Linked DNA regions of Homo sapiens: region 1 is linked to region 2. The links are chromatin loops, found by intact Hi-C in ENCODE. Cell type or tissue: mammary epithelial cell. All regions are shown on one strand. Links, peaks and the distances in the headings refer to the core of each region. The heading gives the core; the rest is flanking DNA.

Region 1 (8,341 bases), core at 96-8,095, 80 kb after region 2:
AAGTTATTTTCCTGCACTGGAATCTCCTAGCATGGCAAAGTAGTGCAAATGAATATGATAGAAAAGCAAGGTCATGTTAGTGTAGACAGTAAGCTGTATGTGTATGTGTGTTCACACACACGTGTGTGGGTATTCATTTCAGTTCCTCAACACAAAATCTAGCTGGGCCATTTCTCACAGTGGATGCAGACCTCCAACCTGACTTCAGGGCATCTGCTGACTCTGGGTCCCAAGGCTTCCAGTTCTTCCCTCCCTACATGAGTCGGTTGATGTTCCACATCTTCATAATTCCCGTAAAGTTATTGAGGTCAACAAAACTGCAATTCCTAATAAACAAGTCCATCTTAAAATAGAAGCATAAGACTTTGAGCAATACTGCTCATTTTTTATCTGAAATGGATGTCCTAATAGACATAATCTTTTGTCCATTACAGACAAATTAGATTTGGAGTTTTCAACTCCTATTTTATTCAGTTACAGGCTTTCAGTTACAAATGATTAGTGGCTGTAATTGTCCTGATTTCACCAGATAATGCTTCCATTTTTAGGAAGCAAAGGTTTCCTGGTAGATGTGGCACTCTCCAGTTGCTAAGCACAATTTACAGCATTCAGCTCATTCTCTTAATGTTTCTGACAAACCCCAGGCATTGTTGAGAAAGATTCAGCTTACAATGTGGCTTTAATTTATTATAATAATAATATTATTATTATTTGTTTTTTGGCCTAAAATGGTCACCAAGGTACTAGAGCAGTCTTTTTTTTTTTTTTTTTTTTGAGATGGAGTTTCACTCCATCTCCCAGGCTGGAGTGCAGTATACAGTGGTGCGATCTCGGCTCACTGCAACCTCCACCTCCCAGGTTCAAGCGATTCTCCTGCCTCATCCTCCCTAGTAGCTGGAATTACAGACATGTGCCACCACGCCCGGCTAATTTTTGTATTTTTAATAGAGATGGGTGGGGTCTCACCATGTTGGCCAAGCTGGTCTTGAACTCCCGACCTCAAATGACCCACCCACCTTGGCCTCGCAGAGTGCTGGGATTACAGGCATGAGCCATGATGGCCTAGGGAAGTCTTAAAGAGAGTTTATATTTATCTCCCTATATTACTATAATTGCTATTATTTTGCTTTCTGGTCATATCACTTAAGTAATTGAATAACTGGAAAACAAATTGAGTAAAAGCTGCTATCCAATACATAGACAGAAATTATACATTACCTAATGAAAAATGTGACCAACATCATCTTCTCTGTAGTGAGATTGTGGTGTCCCACCAAAATGCCTTTCCCAAGGCCAGTGGACCCACCCAGTTGCTGAGAGTGTTGGTGACTGATGGCTTACAGCTGCCCCCATCACAGAATTGCCCTGGCAGAACAGGAGCCATCTGGCCTGGAATATTTCACCCTCAGCCCATCCAGGGCAGCCCACAGCCATTGAGTGACTGACATTGGGGCACACAAGGTCCACCCTCTTGCCTCAAGCTGGGACTAACCCTGTAGTACAATTCATGCTCAGAGCTTCCCATGAGATAGGCAGAGGCTGACACCAGCTGAGCCCAATTTCGTGCTTAGCTCTTCTCCCTCCATCCTATTTCTTTTTCTCACCTTTCTTCTAAGAACACTCCCTCCATAAATCATATGTATCTAATCCTTGTCATCTCAGTCTCTGCCTGGAGGCAATCTGGCCTATGACATTCCCTGCACCAATTGTTGTGTGGGAATTCATGAAGAAGACAGGGACTAGTCTGGCTAGAATCATAAAAAAGTATATTGCCCTTAAAATGCAAACTCTATGAGGGCAGAGAGAGTGTCTATTTTGCTCATCAGTGTTCCTAGCACTCAGCACTTAGCACAATGCATGGCACATAACAGATGCTCAAGAGGTGTCTTAGTTCAGGCTGCTATAATGAATCACCATAGACTGACTTATAAAGAACAGAAATTCATTTCTCACAGTTCTGGAAGCTAGAAGTCCAAGGTCAAGGAGCTAGCAGATTCAGGATTATCTGGTGAGGGCTGGTGTCTTGATTCATAGATGATATCTTCTCACTGTGTCCCCACATGGCAGAAGCGATATGGGAGCCCTTTGGAATCTCTTTTGTAAGGGTGCCAATCCCATTCGTGAGGGTTCCACCCTCATGACCTAATCACCCCTCAAATGCCCCCACCTCCTAATACTATCAAATTGGGAATTGGGATTTCAACACATGAATTTTGGGGTGGGGAGACACAAGCATTCAGTCTATAGCAAGAGACATCATGAGATCAAGCTATGTGGTATCTCAGGTCAAGATTTATGGAGTCACTTTGATAAAGATGCACAGTATAGGACCCTCTGTGATAGAATATCTTGTTTTTGTCTATCCTGAAATTTTAGCTTTTATTCTGGGCAACCACCCCTCTCTGTCTTTTGGTTCAGCTGGGGCTGACCTTACCCCAGTCACTGCCTAACAGTGAAGACAATACTGAGGAAGGCAGAGCTGAGGGCATCATTTGAGCTCCTAGATTCAGGTGTGACTGAAGACAGCTATAACTGTGAATCTTTAGTTTAATGAACATATAAACTGTCTTGTTATGCTTAAGTTAATTTGTGTTGTGTTTCTGGCACATGTGATCAAAACAGTCTGGACTAATAATACATGCTTCTATCTACATTGCAAAATATTTTCTCATTCAACCTACCCCCATCCCTGTAACTAACAGCCTACATCCCAAACAGCTGGGGAGGAGAGAAGACAGCTTACCTATGAAACCTGATTTTTCCTGCTGAATGAGAGATACTTACGCAGGGGAGGGTGCATGTCTTCAGGTATTTTATCTGATGATATCTGCATCTTTGAGCAGTATCTGAAAACCCCTTGTCCAGTTCAAAATATTCTACTTGACCTCTGGGACCAGAAAATACTGCACAGAATCCTAAAGCAAACTTTCTTATGTTTACCTCAGAGAAAAAGAAGTAGGAGTTATATGGAATGTGCTTAGGTAGATTTGGTTTAAATTGCTAAATAGATCAAGAAAAGGAAAATCACCCCCAAAACATAAAAACCTAGAACTGGTCATCGAGATTTGGCCATAAAAAAGCTTTAATGAACTTTTCTTCCTAAGTAAGATAAACTAGTGGAGCCAACTCCATTTAGCTTCCCACTAGAGTAAGGCTTAGGAGACAATACAGTGAAAGAGCCACAACCCCACAATTCTAATATGTCAGCCACAGCCCACTGAGTTCCCACATGGATCCAACAACTGAACATGAAGAACAGGGTGGCAGCAGTTTCATTACAGGAAAAGAGGGGTATCAAGGTACCGTCCTCTTCACACTACGTACATTGTTCGTTATAACAAGAGTCCTGTGGTGGAAAAACAGACTGGGTAGAGAAAGTTGGTGCCACTGATTCTTTCTTTGGCTTCTTTGCACTAACACTCAAATGCCTGGCTTCTTCTCCCTTTTTAGTTGAGTGCTTAATGTATTAAACTATGTGGAAGTACAAAGGAGCGTGTTAGTGACCATTTCTTTGGCCCAGATTTCGCTAAAGAAATCAGAAATGCCTTCTAGAACAATCTGGTTTGTCTCAACTCCATTTGAATATCTTCTTTTAAGGCCTGTGCTATCAAAAAATGCTTTGATTTCCTGTAAAGTTGCCTGATAGACTCAGTGGAAAGGTTTTTGTTTTGCTTTTAAAGTAAACGAGAGAAATTGATTCCAGGTCGAGTTAAAGAAGGGCTTCATTAAGGAATCAAGTGATTTTCAGGGGTGAGTTATAGAGTGATGAATATTCCTTAATAATTGAGTCTCAGAGGCCAGGCGCGGTGGCTTATGCCTGTAATCCCAGCACTTTGGGAGGCTGAGGTGGACGGATCACCTGAGGTCAGGAGTTCGAGACCAGCCTGGCCAACATGGTGAAATCCTGTCTCTACTAAAAATATAAAAATTAGCTGGCCATGGTGGCACACACCTGTAGTCCCAGCTACTCAGGAGGCTGAGGCAGAAGTGCTTGAACCCAGGAGGCAGAGGTTGCAGTGAGCCGAGATTGCGCCACTGCACTCTAGCCTGTGTGACAGAGCAAGATGCCATCTCAAATAATAATAATAATTGAGTCTAAGAACTTATTGTGAAGATTTGACCAGAAAAGTGACAAAAATGGCTATCTGTGGGAAAGTTCTAATACACATGTTTTGGTTAAAAAATATTAGAAACAACCTAAATGTTCATAAATGATGATGAATGGACAAACAAATTGTGGTATATCCATATAATGGAATATTATTCAGAAATAATAGGAGAAAGGAAGGATGTATACGTGCACAAAGTGGATAAACCTCAAAAGCCAGGCACAAAAGGTCACATATTGCATGATTCTATTTATATGAAATACCCAGAATAGATCAATTCATAGAGACAGAAAACAGATTGCTGGTTGCTAGGCACTGGAAGGAAGGGTATGGGGAGTAACTGCCTAATGGGTATGGGGTTTCCCTTTGGGGCAATGAAATGTTTTGAAACTAGATAGATGCAGTGGTTGTACAATATTGTGACTATTAAATGCCGCTGAACTGTTTCCTTTAAACGGCTCATGTTATGATATGTGAATTTTATCTCAACAAAAACAACAAATGACAAGAAAGGGTATCCCTACGTCTATTATCAACCCTCTTAAGGAGCACGGCAGGGACAGGTGTATTTCCTGGGCTTAGTGCTGCAGTTGGAGCTTCTATCCCAGGCGTCATCCAGTCTGGGTAGGAGGAGCCTCTGGTTTGTGGTGTGATCAACCTTGATAGCCCTCCTTGGATCCCTGTTCTGAGCAAAGCTGCCTGGCCCCATGGCCCACTACCAGCAGTTTCCATCTATTCCTTGCCCTGAACAACTCCCAACATGGTATCCACTAATTTGTTGCCAATCTCCAGAATCACAAGCCTCAAAAATTAACAAAGATGGGGTGGGGATGACAGTTCGAGGAAAAGAAATGTAAAGTCGTCAGAGGCCAGTGACTAAGAATAACTCACTGAATGCTTTCACACACTTTCATACACTAATTGTGAGAATGTAAATTGACTCAACAATTCTAGAAAGCAATTGAGCAATGTGTTTCCAAAGCCTTTAAAATGATCATATCCTTTGACCTAATTATTGCTCATCTATACATTTATTCTTAGGAAAGAGATGTTAATTAGACAAAGAATCAGCTACGTGGAGGTTCATTCAGTGTTATTTATAATAGCAGAAAATTAGAGACAATCTAAAGCCCCCCAAAAGGGCAATATTGTGATATATCCATGAAATGCAATACTGCTTTGGTTCTCTAGCAATGATCACTTACTATCTCTCACGGAATTTGTGATCAGGAACTTAGGCAGCAGGGAGTAAGGCCTATTTCTACTCTGTAATGCCTGGGGCTTTAAGTGGAAGACCTAAAGTCTGCTATCTTGGAAGACTTGTTTGCTCACGTGTTGGCAGATGCTGATATGAGCTAGAGGCCCAAGTGGGTCAGTCAGCTGGAACATTCACATATGGCCTTTCCATATAGACCTGACTTCCTCACAAATGTGGTTTGGTTCCAAAGGCAAAAAACAAAAAGTAAAAAACAGAGCCATGTTGTCTTTATGAACTAGCCTTGGAAGGCACACAGCATCACTTATGCCACATTCTATTGACTGTGGCAGTTACAAAAGTCTGGCCAGGTTCAAAGGGAGGAAACAGAGACCTCACTTCTTGATGGAAGCACGTGAATGTCACACTGTAAGAAGAGCATGTGGATGGCAGATATGTGGATGTGGGTATATTTGGAAAATACGGTGTGACTGTAACTAGTCATATCTTAAAACAATATCTAATGGTGTGGAAAAATGTCCATTATATGTTACAAAATTAAAAAGTCAGTTTACAAAGCAGTATGTATAGTATAAGCCCACTTTGAATGAAAAACATATAGTCACAAATACTAACAGTGGTTCTGTTAGGGAAACAGGAGCCCAGGAGAGCCACAGTAACATAATTTTAATATCAGCTCCCTCTTGGGACTAACAAGACACATTCCTTGTGGGTCATGACACATAGTCATAAGATATTCACCATTGAGGAAACAGTTTAAAGATACCTGCAAGGACACACTCCTACAACAATGGAAAGTCCAGATGTCCCAATACCCATGACCATATATGCTTTCAAGATAATTATGCTTTGATGTAATTGCACACTAAAATGTCAAGGATCGTTTTATTTTTTATTTTTCTTTCTTTCTCTTTTTTTAGAGACAGGGTCTCACTATATTGCCCAGGCTGGTCTCAAACTCCTGGGCTCAACCGATCCTCCTGCCTTGGCCTATCAAAGTGCTGGGATTATAGAAGGATAGTTTTCTTTAACTAAACAGAGTAATAAATTTTGCTATGCTGTCAGCCCACCTGCATGTAGACATACCTTAGCTTAGCTTTTACATAGACTAGACCCTATATAAGTAAAACTTCAAAAAAAAGACAAGGCAGTCTTCTTCTTGCTTTCTGAGGATGCCCTACTCTGTAACTGAGTAGCTTTCAATAAACTATCTCTTCTCACTGCACTCTGCGATGTGCCTTGAATTCCTTCTTGTGTGAGATCTAAGAACCCTCTCTTGGGGCCTGGAATCAATATCCCTTTTCCAGCAACAGTTCTTTCTAGGATGTGGAATAACAGGAAATGTTTAATTTCATCTTTATTATTTTCTATATTTTCCAACATTTCCAAAATAAACACATATTAATTTTATAATTAGATAATAAAATAAAAATAAAAATACCTAGTCAATTTTTTTTTTTGAGACAGAGTTTCACTCTGTTGCCCAGGCTGGAGTGCAGTGGTGCAATCTCGGCTCACTGCAACCGCCGCCTCTGGGATTCAAGCCATTCTCCTGCCTCAGCCTCCCAAGTAGCTGGGATTACAGGCATGTGCCATCATGCCTAGATAATTTTTATATTTTTAGTAGAGATGGGGTCTCACCATGTTGGCCAAGCTGGTCTTGAACTCCTGACCTCAAATGATTCACCTGCCTTGGCCTCCCAAAGTGCTGGGATTACGGGAGTGAGCTACCATGCCCGAAAATTTTTTTTTTTTTTTTTAATGAGCTGCTCTGCCTTAGGATACTTTAGAGATTCTTTACCTTAGTGTGTCATGTATCTTCTGCCCCACATTTCAGAGAATGGTAGGCTTTCCTCATGTTGAAGGCCAATCCCACAGCTAGCCCGCCTGTTCTTGCCTTCGCTGAGGGACTTTACTCAATTGGTTACTCCCTGTCTCTCCACTGTCTTCATCCTGTTCTTTAATCCTTGATCTTGCCTCCTGGTTTAAAGGTATTTTTGAGTGCCCAAACTTTAAGAATTAAAATATTTATTTCACTTCAATATCTACTACTCTATCTCTGCTCTGGAAAGAATCATCTATACTGGCTTTCTCTATTTTCTCACTTCCAATTCTTTTCTCAGCTCTCCACAATATGCTTTCTGGCCTCACTACTCAATTTAAACTGCCCTGGGAAGGGTCAACAGTGGCTGCTGGATTATTAAATCCAGTGGAACCAGAGGTCACAAACTGGGGTCTGTGGGCATGCTCTTGTCCATGGATGGATTTCTCTTGGGCTTCATAGTGCTTTCAAATTTTTGAGTTGATTTCAACATTCAAAAATTGGGAAAGTCCATATAAAAATGCAGAATTCCAGCATCTCTTTAAAAATTGGAAGCTCTAACAATACTGGCCCCACCTTCTTGCATGGAAACAGCCTCTTGAGTAGACTAGTAGCTACCTCCCAAAGAGGATACCTGCTCTCCAGGGCCCCTTAGGCCCCACTTGGGTTTGGCCTTAGATATTTGATCACATTGGCTTTTGGCTTATGGATATTTGAGTTTTAGGCCTTCACGTTTATTAAAGTTAACTTGTGTCATTATCATCAAGGTTAAGACTAAAATTGTGTCTTCGTTAGTGTTCCTCCAAAAGCTGACACTGAGACTAGGATTGGGTGCAAGTAGTTTATCTGAAAAGTGATTCCTAAAAGCTTGGTGAGAGAGAAGGGAAGTGAGTCAGAGAAGAATGAAAGCCAATACAAGGTGAATTAATGAGCTGGAGGCTAGGGCAGTCACCTGGGGCTCCCTCCTGGGGGACCTTCTGAGAGACATTCTGAGAGAAGAAGTGGAACCAATAGTTGAGGAAGCTGGGGTGTTTGTCCACCAGCTCCTGTCCCTCATTGGAACCACTCCTGGAGCATTAACTCCCTGGCACTTCCGGGCAGTCCTGCTGACTTGCCGCACATGCCCACAGCCAGAGAATGGCCTGTCAGAGACATGCAGATGTGTAGGGTAGGAAGCTGTGGGCCTGTGGGAAC
Region 2 (8,341 bases), core at 62-8,061:
GTCTTTGATCACAGGTTGTCTAGATAATTCAAGTAGGGGTGGGAAAAGGGTGTGTGTGTGTGTGTGTGTGTGTGACAATTACCTCGTACCAGGCATAGCGCTAGGCTCTCTCTCACATTATCTGATCCAGCTCTTATGATAGCCCTATGAACCAGGTTTTATGAACTTCACTTGGTGAGAAAATGGATATATATAATGTATCATTTTAAGTAGAATATCACCCATCCATCTAGCAAAATAATCCAAAAGGTACAAATAAACATATGAAAGTGAAGTCTCCTTCTCATCCACTTGCAGCCATCAGGCCTTTTTCTGGAAACAATCACTATTGCCAGTTTTTGTGTATCCTTCCAAAGATCTGGCATGCACATGCAAATATATATATTTTCTCCCATGCTTTTCTTTTTTTAAAGCCATAAATGGTAGCACTTTATATACCCCATTCTACCCGTTGCTTTTCTCACTTAAAATTATATATCTTTGAGATCTTTCCATTCATTGTACTTATACAGTGGCCTATTTTTTTAGTAGCTGCATAGTATTCCACTGTACAAATAAACCATACTTTATTTAAGGAATATCATCTAGATGAACATTGAGGTGGTTCCCAATCATTTTGCCATTACAAACAAATATCCTTGTCACATATAAATCTTTTATCCATTGAAATTTATTTGATTTAAAGACTCAGAGACTTGGCTTTACTTTTTCCATATGACTATTCAATCTTTAATCTACTGGTGCAAAATACTCTATTTTATGCTAAAGTCCTGAATGTTGTTGATTCAATTTATGAACTCTCTTTTCTAAGGAATTGGATTTGAACTATGTTCAACTTAAGCCACTAAGGCATACTGCTTCCCCTACAGTAAAATCTTTTCTTTTGGCTGGGTGTGATGGCTCACATCTGTAATCCCAGCACTTTAGGAGGCTGAGGCAGGCAGATCATTTGAGGTCAGGAGTTTGAGACCAGCCTGGGCAACATGGTGAAACCCCGTCTTTCCTAAAAATACAAAAATTAGCCAGGCGTGGTGGCACGCACCTGTAGTCCCAGCTACTCAGGAGGCTGAGGCAGGAGAACCACTTGAACCCGGGAGGCGGAGGTTGCAGCAAACCGAGATTGCACCATTACACTCCAGCCTGGGTGACAAAGCAAGACTCCGTCTCAAAAAAAAAAAAAAAATTTAAATTAATTAATTATTATTATTTTTTGTTTTGTAGAGGTGGGGTCTCCCTGTGTTACCCAGGTTGGTCTCAAACTCCTGGGCACAAGAGATTCTCCTGCCTTAGCCTCCCAAAGTGCTAGGATTACAGGTGTGAGCCACTGCACCTGGCCACCCTACAGTAAAATCTTGACTCAGACATTTAGCCCAACCCTTTCATTTTACTGATGAGGAAACTGAGGTACATATTCAAGTAATGCAATTATTTAACAAAGGTCAGTGACAAGATTCTGCAAAAATCCTATAAAAGCTTAATATTCATCAAATATAACCCAAATGAGTGTTTTCCAGAAAAATCTTCATATGACTGAGAAGGAGGCAAACAGGCCCCTTTCTGCCTCTATGGTATGAAAAAAATCTATGATTTTCAAAAATTGTTACATATAATCTATAGCATATCATACTTGGGTCACCCTATGGCTGAAATATTGGTTGAAAGAAAAAATATGCGGGGCGTGGTGGCTCACACGTGTAATTCCAGCACTTTGGGAGGCCAAGGCGGGCGGATCACGAGGTCAGGAGATCGAGGCCATCCTGGCTAACACAGTGAAACCCCATCTCTACTAAAAAAAAATAGAAAAAATTAGCTGGGCATGGTGGCGGGCACCTGTAGTCCCAGCTACTCGGGAGGCTGAGGTAGGAGAATGGCGTGAACCCGAGAGGCAGAGCTTGCAGTGAGCCAAGATCACACCACTGCACTCCAGCCTGGGTGACAGAGCAAGACTCCATCTCCAAAAAAAAAAAGAAAAAAAGAAAAAAGAAAAAAAAATCAAACTAATCAATTGGCTATTTAGTATCTACTTCCAAATCTGATTTGTACTTTTTTTCTTTTCTAGTATAGTCTGAAGGGAGATTTATACTTTTAAAATGATTAAAACTATAAATTATTTCTGGCTTGGCCCAGAGAAGAAACAAGATAACATAAATTATTTCTGACTTAGTACATAGGAAAAGCTTAGTAAGTATTAGTTCTTTTCTTTTTTTGTGTGTTTGAATTTTTGTTATGGCATTCTTTAAGTATAATTTGCCAATGTGCCAAGTTCAGGCATTCAACATTCAACAGTCTTCACCGAGCTTAGTGTTTGCAGGGCACTGTCATGAAAAAGTCAGTCAATGGGCTCGAGGGAGAAAAGTCCACTAGAAAACTACAGCATAATCTGATCTTAGAGTAAAACTGGTTAAAACTGGAAAAAACAATGATAGAAACTATTCTTGATAGTGATAGAAAGCTTAAAAAATATACACAAAGAAAATACATTTAACAACAGAGGTACAGAACCAATGATGAAAACTATACATTTTATTGAAGGATACAAGCCAAGAATTAAATAAATGGAAATACATTGTATAATTCTGGATAGAAATTGTTGATGTCACTAATAAGCACATTTTAACCAAATTAATATATGAATCAATGTGATTGCAATCACAATCTCAACAAAAAACTTCCTTTTTTGTTACTGCTTCAAATGACTTTGAAGTTCAAAATAAACCTCTGAGAGTAGAAAAATAGACTTTTGCAAGTAGAACAACATGATATTGGCCCCAAAATAGAAAAATGAATGTATAGAACAGAAAATCCAGAAACAGATCCTCATTATCTAAGTACTTATTATTAGAATGTTTTGGAATTCCTGAAGCTTATTTCAAAAAGTCATCACAACATGGGTGGTAATCTGAATGGTTCTAATTTTGTTGGAAGATTACCTATTTGTTCATTTAAATAAAAAAATACACCTGTCCTTTGAACCTGTCCTACAGAAATAAAATCGCTAAGATTATATGAGTAAGAAGGCTTATTATATTATTGTTGTAGCAACAAAACAGGACATAGCCTGATGTCCATGAGGGAGGGTATGATTGATAAATTATGGGATAGTAAATAGTAAAGAAAATAAGTTAATATACTGACCTGGAAAGTGTAGAAGAACAACATATTAAGCTTTGACCAGTGATGGCATTCAGTAAATGGGATTGGAAGGAGGATCTTTCATTTTGACTTTAACACTCTTTCTATGGTTTTAAATTTTTACAATAAGAATGTACTTTCTTTCATAATCGAATGGTCAATTTTTTTTCTTTTTAAGTTATGGCACTTGGAATATTATGCTCTCATAAAAAATCGTATTTTAAAAGGACATTAACAACACAGGAAAATGATCATAATATATGGTTAGGTAAAATAAAAGGTAAATATAAAATTATATATACCATATGAAGCCAAGTTTTTACACATTCATACATTTAAAAAATGGAAGAAAATGCAATAGTATGTTAATAGTGGTTAATTCTGTTTTTAAATAAATCCTTTATAGTTTTTGGTGTGCATCTCCTAAATGTTTTTCACTGAACATATATTACATTAAAAACAGAAGAAAAATTTCTTACTTAAAAAGGGAAAGATAGAAAGTGAATGCACATTCCTAATATCTAACATGTTGTCAGAGTGAGACTTCAGCTCTAAGGTGACTGGAGACTTATTGATAAGAAAGTAACTTGCAAAGTACATATCCAGCTATCATTCTCACCACACTACGTAGTTCCTTATATTACAGATGAGGAAACAAGATCCAGACTGATGGAATTTACTCAGTCAGTGTTTACAATGCAATAATTTGTGTGAACCTTCCAAGTCAGGGCTTGGCAATACATATTTGACCTATGAAACTGTTGGTCAGGTGAGTCTTGACATGAATTTGTCAGTAATCCTCATCTCATCTGGGTCTCTCCTCTTGCATGAGTCAGAAGCCTCTGAGGGCAGAGCCACCCTATCAGGCATCTAGAGGTTACCATGCAAATTGAAGACATGTGTCCCTGTCCCTGTGAGCTGACTGTGAGAGGCTGGGTGCTCACTTCTCCATGGCCAGTGCTGGGCTCACATTTGGAGACTGGCATTCTCAAGCCTAAATCAGACCTCAGAAAGGTGAAGTATTTACTTCTTCTCTGTGGACTGCTGGATACATAGATAATCATTCTTTAGTAAACATTGTATGAGTACAAAAACACACAGAGGCACGCAGACAGACAGAAACACACACATTCCATAGGGCCAGCCAAATTTAAAAGATTAGCCTCTCTGATCCTCACTCACCCTGGAAAAAGGAGGATTTCACCTGAGCCTCCACATTCTACCCCTGCTAGGGTCAGAGCTGGAGCAAAGGACATTAGGCATTGCTAGAGGTAAAAGGAGCTGGAGAAAAGAGGATTTTCCAGAGCTTCTCTCCCAGAAAGAAAGAAGCATGTTGGTTGAACTACTTTGATGAGCAAGTGGGGATGAGTGGTGAGTATTGAGATCCCCTGATAGGGAGGGTTGATTGAGTTACCTGTAGGGTTTGGTTTGGCTGACTGGGCAGGGAGGTGGAAGTTGGGATGGGAGCCATGGAAGGTGACATGGTTTGGCTTTGTCTCATGTAAAATTGTAATCCCAGTGTTGGAGGAGGGGCCTGGTGGGAGGTGATTGGGGCATGGGGGTGGATTTCCCCCTTGCTGTTCTCATGATAGTGAGTGAGTTGTCAGGAGATCTGGTTGTTTAAAATTGTATGGCACCTTCCGCTTCACTCTCTCTCTTCCTCCTATTCCCCCATGTAAGAAGGGCTTGCTTCCGCTTCGCCTTCTACTATGATTTTAAGTTTCCTGAAGCCTCCCTAGAAGCAGAAACCTGTACAGCTCACAGAACCATGAACCAATTAAACAAACCTCTTTTCTTTATAAATTACCCAGTTTCAGGTATTTCTTTATAGTAGTGTGAGCATGGATTACTACAGAAGGGTAGTTGAGGGCTGTCTGCAGGGTTCTCACATCTGTCCTTTCCAGGCAGTGCTCAGACTCTCCTGACAATAAATGTCCCATGCATGTGTCCTGGGGCCTCAGCCATTTCTGGGAGGATTGGGGAGATGTTTGGGGGAGGGGCCAGAACTGGAAGCTGAGTTCCCACAACCTACCCTGCATGAACACTGGGTAAATGCAGGGGTCTGAAGTTGTGAGTCCTGCTGAAGATGCACTTTTGTGATCCCTTCAACTCCTCTGCAGGATAGAGTCTGTTCCTGTCTTCAGTTATCAGAGTAGGTTGGACGAACGTGGGTTAACCTACTGAAGTTGTGTCCATTTTGTTCATAGGCTGATTCCCCTGCCTTTGAGTCCCATAAGAAGCCAGGATCTGTGGCTTCTGATTTCCTCATACCCCTCTAGGCAGTCAAGGCCCATCCTCTCAGCCACCCAGCCATGGCTAAGATTGATGTCCCCTGAGCACTGGTGTTTGGGTCTGGGGTCTCACCTGTGGAGTTAGTGCCCTCATGAACACACACTGCATAATGTTGAGTTTAATATTAGCAATAGCTTTCTAGCTGATGCCTGAATTAGCCTTCTGGGCCCTGGAACACTTATCAAATGAATTACTGATCAACATGATGGAATGTGGTTGCTCTAAAGTTCTGCCATATAAGGGTATCAAGTCTGCCTAATATAGACCCATCTAAAAGGAGGCTGAGCCTGGGAAGGGCTCTGCCCTCTCCCCCTTCAGCACACATTTCTCTTGTGACCACTAATATTATTTTGTCTACACCCAGGGGAGTCTCAAAATTCTCAGGCTTATTTAGCTCCTGGTTTAAAACAGTTTGTGTCCATAAAGGGATTCCAGGTCTTGAGTCATTTACAAAACAACTGAAGCTCTGGAACTTCCCTAGACTTCTTACTCAAATTTACTGGAAGTGGGCAACATGAGAGGGAGACGGAGGGGAAGAAAGAGACAGAGAGGAAAGGGACTTGGACCCCCAGGAGTAAATTGGAAAATGCTGTTATTTCCATCTACCTTTCAATTGAAGTGGAGAGGACAGACCCCAGAAGGCAGGGCATTCTCCCCTCAGCTCAAACCCTCAAGAGAACACCTGCCACCCCCTACCCCCGACTCAAGTACCTGCAGGAGCATTGCCAGAAACTTCTTCTCAGCCTCATTCCGGCCATAGCACTGGAAGCTGTGTGTGTAGAGCGTGTATACGTAGCCATACAGGGACACCTGCATGATGTCGCTGGTGTTCAGATCCATCTTCTCTCCTGCCACGAAGGATATTTGGGTGGAGGCACCACCTAAGTCCAGGGCACCCGTGGTTTCCACTCCATGCGGGTGCACCCACATGTGCCACAGGTTCTTCTGCACAGTGGGAAAAGGAAGTGAGAAAGAAAGCCAAAGGCACCATCTCTGTTTGCCCAGAGTTCTCCACCCAAGCCTCGTCTCCTATTACTAAGAAGTAGGACAGAGGGAGCATGTGAGGCCAATTCTTTCCTTTTCTTTTAGAGGTGGTGAATTAAAATGCTTACAGGAACTGGGCAGGTAACATAGGTAAGTAATAAATGAGTGAAGTAGATTAGGTGTATAATAGGGACTGGTGGGTCTGTGGCAAACTGGAGAGTCCATGATTTACACTCTGTTCCTGTTACCGTGCAGGAATGTGAGTCTACTGTGACCAGTTCCTCCGATTTTTGGGAGGAGTGAGGAGGTCAGAAGAAGCTAGAAGTATGGATTTTTATGTGAAATTTCCCAAATGTTAATTGTTGGTAATTATTTAAAAATTTAAAATACATTTGAAGGTGAACAAAATAGGTCTTGGGCTGGATATGCTCTGAGTAACTCCTGTTTTGTGCCCCCTGTAACATGGCAGTTGTCTCTTGGAGTCAACTTTCCTCTGCACCAAGGGAGCAGGGAGTGCAGGGATTGGACTGTGAGGAGACCTGGGAACACAGAGTGAAGACCTCCTCCTGTCTCTGGGGACTTAGGGATACAGACTTCCTGAGGGCTTTGTACATTTCAGATGGTCATGGAGCCTCTCTGAAGGGTTATTCTTCAACTGCCCTCCCAAAGACCCATAGCCTAGTGTTAAATTTAGATCCCACCCCCTTCAATTTCTTACAAGCTAGTAAAGTGACAAGATTCCCTCCCTCCCTAGCATTTAGTCCTGTTTATGACCATGTTTTCTCCCCAGCTATATATGTCTTTCTTAGCTATTGTCTCATAGGTATTTCCCTAATGCGTTACATGGTAGGAGTGATACAGGGCAGATATCCCTGATGGCATGTACCTCTACTTAGGCTATCACTCACAGGGGATAGGATAAACAGTAAGATTAAAAACCATGCATTTGTTTGCACACACCTCCAGGAAATTTCCCATTAAATAGTTGGCTGTAATCCATCCATATACCCCTTCTTCTTGCCCAGAAATGATTTGAGCACCCCTAAAGTCAAAGGGCTGGGACTTGAAGTAGCTTTGGATGCTTTCAAGGACTTCATTAGCTGCTGTTTCATTTTGCAACCTGTACAAGGCACAGAACAAACAAGTCTGAGTGCCCAGACAATACAGTCTTAAAATACATAGTCTCACTCAGGTGAAAATGCAAACTTCACCGTCTCCCTGCTGGTGGGGATGAATGATTTTCCAGATGTGTGCTGTACACCACAATCCCTTTTGCAAGTTGAAGCCTTCTGGGGCAACTGTGAAGGCAGGATGCACTTGTTACCTGTCAAACTGCCAAGCAGGAAAATTGCTTTCAGCATAAGTACAATTTGTTCTCCCCACCCATCTCATCTGTTCATGTATCAAAAGAGCCTCCTATTTAACTGCCATTGCTCTGTCTTAGATCAGCAGAGGAAAGGGGATTGATGAAGTCATAAGAGTGGCATAAATAATCTCTTGGAGGCACCATATGAAGGAACCCTCATCTGACCAGACGGAAAGGGAGCTTAGTAGGAAGGGGGAAAGGAAGAACATTGAGTTTTTAGCTGTTTTTGCTTCACTCTTTGGGAGGGCTTCAGCATGAAGGGATATGACAGTCATCATGGCTGTCACTGGATTGAAAAACCATTGGTGTGCTGACTCTTAGAGGAGTGGCAACACAGCATTCTATCCCTGGTGACAGAATGTTATGGCGTCCATCTGCTGCCATTTTACCCTATGAAAGAAAGCTCACTTGGGAGATTATTTCATCTTTCATCCATGGGTAGAAAGCCAGGGGCACTGGCTGACTCTTGGCTCAGGAAGAAGAAAGAGCAAGGCTATAAGCAGGATCCATTCCAATTCCGTGGCCAATTATCACTTCTTGGAAAATAATTCAGAGTTTTCCCAGTTT

The links. Peaks named below come from ENCODE experiments on the same cell type or tissue, not always from the same donor. Only the 100,000 strongest peaks of a DNase experiment are listed, where the experiment ranks them.
Region 1: it touches region 2 in a loop (6-fold over the local background); 2 of 110 quality-filtered maps call a loop at or near these places.

What each region holds. Positions count from the first base shown.
Region 1 is chr3:40,334,030-40,342,370 of GRCh38, reverse strand. No RefSeq gene overlaps it. Among named protein-coding and RNA genes, the nearest start is that of EIF1B, 28 kb to the right of the region's middle. RefSeq lists an enhancer at 4,659-4,708. In mammary epithelial cell, for the core only: no CTCF peak of the experiment used is centred there; a DNase peak (open chromatin) is centred at 5,010.
Region 2 is chr3:40,413,868-40,422,208 of GRCh38, reverse strand. It overlaps ENTPD3 (ectonucleoside triphosphate diphosphohydrolase 3), which reads right to left. Exons shown (of 11, transcript NM_001248.4): 6 at 7,369-7,528; 7 at 6,136-6,369. The region is part of intron 2 of ENTPD3-AS1 (ENTPD3, EIF1B and MYRIP antisense RNA 1); the gene reads left to right. Among named protein-coding and RNA genes, the nearest start is that of ENTPD3, 31 kb to the right of the region's middle. RefSeq lists a silencer at 3,890-4,090. In mammary epithelial cell, for the core only: no CTCF peak of the experiment used is centred there; a DNase peak (open chromatin) is centred at 3,848; H3K27ac peaks cover 278 bases.